Regions from separate parts of the Homo sapiens genome. Here region 1 is linked to region 2. Evidence: read pairs that join two places in POLR2A ChIA-PET (ENCODE). Cell type or tissue: PC-9. All regions are shown on one strand. Each heading gives the region's core, and the rest is flanking DNA. Links, peaks and the distances in the headings are about the cores only. Region 1 overlaps CRADD (CARD and death domain containing adaptor protein). Region 2 has its middle 44 kb from the start of SOCS2-AS1.

Region 1 (2,923 bases), core at 167-2,666, 230 kb before region 2:
TCCTAAAAACATGGCTGATGTTTAAGACCTTCCATAATTGGGCAGAAAAAGTACACTTTCTTCTCCTCACACACACTCTCCCCACAAGTCATACTAAGTAGCTTCGCTCTTTTCCAAGAGAAAACTCATTTATAATTAATTAATCACACAGAGATTAATAAGATAATGGTTTTCTCCTAATTATAACTCCTTTGGCTAACATTTCTGTATTTTTTTCTCTATCCTCTTTACTTTCTTCCTTCCATTTCAGCTGAACATCCTCCCCATACTTTTGTGCTGCTTCTACCTTGGGACCCAGGCTAACAAGTGACTGGTAGTCTCCATGTCTCTGCGGGCTGGGTTAATCCAATTATACAATTAGCAGCCTGACCTTGAAAACCAAACAATACCTTTGCCCTTGTTTGCCACACCCCACCATCAGATGGGAGTAACTGACAAGGTGGTCAGCCCCATGTCAGTTTATTTTGAAAAGAGTAGACTCCCAACAATTTCTATTCCTGGAAGTCCAATGAACAGTCCTTGTTGTTCTCCCATTTTCCTTTGGCAACTTCTGCCTATCTGTGGAATTTATTAATAGCTACATATTTTCCTGTATTTCCTGGTGCTTTTTTTTCTGGAATCAGACTGAGATAGGGTGCCTGTAAACCTGTGTACCAAAGGGATTTTTGAATTGGTTCCTAAAAGAAAAAGTCATGGTTAACAAGTTTCTTTCTTGGCTATAGAAAGAGAGGTGGGGGTAAAGGGAGCAGTAGGACAAAGGAAGAAGAGTGAGCTGGGGAAACGATCCCAGAGGGCAAAGTGCAACAAAGTGGAGAAGAGAAATGATTTCAAAATAGTCAAACAGTATTCTCTGGGGACCAAAATGAAAGATGAAGAGAACCGGTGAGAAAAATAAAGGAATTAGTTTTTTATGCAAAGAATCTAAGAGAAGATTTTTTTTTTCCTTTCTCGAGCTAGTTCTAAGCAAAGAAAGGAAGTTTGTAAACTTTCAAGAAAGCTGGGTGAAGGTTTTATTATTATTCATATATGCAACTCTTTTTAACTGTAATAATTTTACCATAAATTGGTAACAGATTTTTTTCTCCTCTCATGCTATGTTCCCACTCCCCATTCCCCCACCCATCGCTACCTCCAAGGCAAGATTATATCAACAATTACTATTTCTGTGTTTTTTTCCATTCTAGTTACATCATGTCCACTAAAAGTAAACATTTATAACATAGCAAATTGTGTAACACAATACACTTCTCTATTTTGCTGGTCCTCAAAACTTCAAAAGTAATAAAACATTCTACACTTCCAAAAATTAAATGCCTTGGTATTTCAAGTTCTTAGTAGAATGTTTCTTAGGCCTTGAATTCCTGGAAACCTGTGAGGATAGCTCAAAAGAGACAAAATACCACAAAAGCACAACAAATAATGGCTGCAAAATGATTACAAGAACTTATTTCATTTCATAAGATTTAGCTCTGAACAGTCCCAGCCTCAAGTTTCCATACTTCTGTTTCTTATAATAAAATAATATAATAAGACTATATGCTTGAGGTTAAACTGTGTATACCCAGGATCTTAATGAAGCATTCAGATATAAACCAATATAAAATGGTATCAGATTAAAATCTACCAAATCTAAAATTAAATCTAAATTTTCACGTAAATCAAGCTAATAACAAAGCAATTTGCCTTACCAATTGAATAACACCAAACATAAAACCTTCCACTGCATTTAAAACATGAAAACAATTTTGTTTTATTCAAAGCTGTGGTGAACTATAAAGAACCACAAATATTTTAATTAAAAGAATTAAAAGTCATAATTATATTAATAACCATTAATATAAGTCATGGTTACATTAATATTAATATCAGTTAATATTAATATTAATTTAAAAGTCATGGTTATATTAATAACCATTAATAAAATAAGTTATATTTCTTAGTATACCATCAGAAACATTTAGTTATTGACTCAGAGATTTGTGTTTATTTTCTTAAATATTGTGGAGTTTCTACACAAGCCCCCAAATTATCTTTGTTTGATAAACAACATAGTAAGAATAGCAATGGGGAAAACTCTCATGCTCATTGTTAAACATGTGTTCTGGCAGATCTTTGGAATAGATTCTAAACTCTAATCTCAAAACATCTGCATTACTTCCCCACAGGGTAGAGACTGGTTTTAATTCTATATATGGTAACATACCTTTTGGAGCAAATCCAACCATGATAACAGCAGCAATGAGGATTAACTGACATTTCCTTAACGGATAGACTTCATTTCTTAGAAGAAACAAATGTGGGGTGTGAATACACATGACTAAACTCTAATGATAGGAGGAATATACCAAAATATCTGACACAGGGTCCTGTGCCCTCTTCTTCCAATGTATGCTGAGTCCAACCACCCTTTTCTATCTGCACCACTGCCACCCTTGTCCAAGCCATTGTCCCTCACATGGACAGCTACCATAGCCTCTTCAACAGCCTCTCTGATTCCTCCTGGATCCTCTACAATCAATTTTCCTACTCCAAAGCCAGAGGAATTTTTTTAAACTATCTACCAGATGATGACACTCCCCTGCACTTTTTTTTCCCTACCCTTCCTCCTCCTAACAATTCTTTTCCTACAGAAATGGAGAGGCTGAGCAAACAATGTCCTATTGCTATTGTCTCCTTCTTAAGCTCTAATGAGAACCAGGCTAAGAAAAGTTATCTCAAAAATTAGCACATTTTAAGCAGTGATATACTGCTACTCTCAAAATTTGGAACAGAAAAACGACAAGTTATTAAAACCTCATTTCTCCAGAAGCCACATGTCTGATGAGCCCAATTTTCCAGAGCACTGCTGAGAAGAACTAGAGATGGGAGAGATGAAACAGGAGGCTTGTGGGTATCACAAAGTCCATACATTAAACTTCCTTTG
Region 2 (2,923 bases), core at 190-2,689:
TGCAGTGGTGTGATCTCAGCTCACTGCAACCTCCACCTCCCGGTTCAAGTGATTCTCCTGCCTCCGCCTCCTGGGTAGTTGGGACTACAGGTGCCCACTGCCACGCCTGGCTGTTTTGTGTGTGTGTGTGTGTGTGTGTGTGTGTATTTTAGTTGAGATGGGGTTTTACCATGTTGCCCAGGCTGCTCTTGAACTCCTGAGCTCAGGCAATCTGCCCACCTCAGCCTCCCAAAGTACTAGTATTACAGGCATGAGCCTCTGCGCCTGGCCTTTATTTTAACTCCTGACCTCAGGTGATCCACCTACCTCTGCCTCCCAAAGTGCTGGGATTACAGACATGAGCCACTGCACCTGATCATGCATTTTAACAAATAAGTCCTTTCTCTCTGACTTTTCTTCCATCACAATCTTCCTCGTGTCAGAGAACTCTGGAGTGCCCCTGGACACTATGGAATCTGGCTTGGGGATACGCGAAGTCGGGTGTAGTGGATGTGTGTATGTGTTTAGTAATCACTGCCATGTCGTCTTGTTATTGTACAGATGGTCCCCAACTTATGATTTTTTGACTTTACAATGGTGCAAAAGTGGTACACACTCAGTAGAAATCATACTTGGCATTTTGAATTGGGATCTTTTCCTGGGCTAGCAATATTCAATAGTACTCTCAAGATGCTGAACAGTGGTATCAACCACAGCTGCCAGCCAGCCATGAGATCAGGAGGGTAAACAACTGATACTGTACTCTACAATGTACTGTATTCAGTACGTTACATGAGATGTTCTACACTTTATTATAAAACACGCTTGTGTTTGATGATTTTGTCCAACTGTAGGCTCATGTAAGTGTCCTGAGCACAGTTAAGGTAGGCTGGGCTGAGCTATGATATTCAGTAGGTTAGGTGCATTTCCTTTTTGTTCCCTCTTTTTTTTTTTTTTTTAGAGACAGGGTCTCACTTTGTTGCCCAGGCTGGAGTGCCATCATGCCATCATAGCTCACTGCAGTCTCTACTTCCCAGGCTCAAGCGATCCTCCCCCCTCCATCTCCCAAGTAGCTAGGACTACAGGCATGTGCCACCATGCTTGGCTAATTTTTAAATTTTTTTGTAGAGACAGGGTCTCATTATGTTGCCCAGGCTGATCTAGAACTCCTGGGCTCAAGCAATCCTCCCACCTTGGCCTCTCAAAATGCTGGGATTACAGGCATGAGCCACCATACCTGGCTATATTTCTGACTTAGGATATTTTCAATTTATGGTAGGTATATCAGGATGCAATTCCATCTAAGTTGAGGAGCATCTGTATTTGTACCTAAAATTGTATTCTTTATTCAAGAGGGTTTCCAAAATTATAACATTTCCCCAGTCTCCTCAAAGCTAGGTCTGCCCACACACTGAGGCACAATGTCATTTGCTTCAGACTCATGTCTCTATCCCCCAGAGTAATCTTGGACTTTGATGGCTTTGTCCTGATCTTAGTTTTATAGCATTGTACTTGTAGGTTGGCCCCTAATTTCCAATTAAGTGCAGCCCTTAGCTCAGAGTATGGCTTCTAACCCACACTTCTTTGTTCATTTTCTTTTTATACCTCTCTCCACCATTCCTCTGCGTACACACACACACACACACATACACACACACACACTCTTAAGTATCAAAGGCTGGAGTGCAGATTGGCCGTGAGTCATTCTTTAAAAATGAGCTTGAATGGACAAGGCAAACAATTTTCAGGAATGCCCACAGTTGCCTGTCTTTATTTTAGAGGACTAGAGTAGGAAATCAGGCAGGTGGTCTGTCTTTGAATCGAGGCTGTTTAATGAGACAGAAATATTTCCAACTCTTCACCTAACAAAACAGTGAACGAATAAAATTCTCTTAAATTAGGAAAGATCCTCAAACCAAAATCTCAGAAAAAAATTTTAGCACACACAAAGTGCTCTAGAACTATTATTAACAGAAGCTCATTTTAGATGAAAGCACACCCATTACTGCATATGGACTCTATTTCCATCTAAAATGTCCTGAAGGAGAGTTTCTTCCATGGACCCATATTCAAGATCAAGTTTTTTGTTGTTTATTTTGGGGGAGGAGAAGGAGTTGTTTTCATCTTTCCTTCTTCCATTCAATGCTTTTCCAGGAGTGTTAATATCATCTATGTTGTTGTTGTTGTTATTTTATGTTAACCTTCATTTCTCTGCTAGATTTTTAAATCATTTTCTGTTTTAATTATAAAAGCAATCCAGGCCGGGTGCAGTGGCTCACGCCTGTAATGCCAGCACTTTAGGAGGTTGAGTCAGGAGGATAGCTTAAACCCAGGAGTTTGAGGCCAACCTGGGCAACACAGTGGGACACCATCTCTACAAAAAAATAAAAAAAATAGCCAGGCACAGTGGCACGCACTCAGGAGGCTGAAGCAGGAGGATCCTTTGAGCCTGGGAGGTTGAGGTTGCAGTGAGCACCACTGCACACCAGCCTGAGTGACAGAGCGAGTCCCTGTCTCAAAAAATAATAATAATTGCTCCTCGGCCTTTTGGCTAAGATCAAGTACAAAAGAATAATAATAAATATTTTTAAATAAAAAGCAATCCATCACCTGTACCCCCCACAACTTTCTAACGTGTATTATCACCTTTGACTTCCTCAAATCCTCTTCAAGAATCACCCATCCCTATTTCAAGACTGGCGGACATCATTCTATTCCTTTTATAGGGCTTTGCTGTTTCCTAAAACACTTTCATTTTCTGGTGGCAATAAAAGTAGTCTGGTGGTGATACAAACTAATGTTGTTTTCTTTAACACTTACAGCTCATCTGTAGGATCACTTCGATTTGCACTCTTTTTGCAAAGGCAAAACATCTAAAGAAGAGACAGTATCCATACACTTGTCTACTCATTATTATCATTCGAGACAGACAAAACGCCCACCT

The links. Peaks named below come from ENCODE experiments on the same cell type or tissue, not always from the same donor. Only the 100,000 strongest peaks of a DNase experiment are listed, where the experiment ranks them.
Region 1: POLR2A ChIA-PET joins it to region 2 with 5 read pairs; 4 of 35 experiments call an interaction of 5 or more read pairs at or near these places.

What each region holds. Positions count from the first base shown.
Region 1 is chr12:93,757,444-93,760,366 of GRCh38, reverse strand. All of the region lies in intron 2 of CRADD (CARD and death domain containing adaptor protein), which reads right to left. Among named protein-coding and RNA genes, the nearest start is that of CRADD-AS1, 21 kb to the right of the region's middle. In PC-9, for the core only: no CTCF peak of the experiment used is centred there; no DNase peak of the experiment used is centred there.
Region 2 is chr12:93,525,733-93,528,655 of GRCh38, reverse strand. No RefSeq gene overlaps it. Among named protein-coding and RNA genes, the nearest start is that of SOCS2-AS1, 44 kb to the left of the region's middle. In PC-9, for the core only: no CTCF peak of the experiment used is centred there; a DNase peak (open chromatin) is centred at 1,675.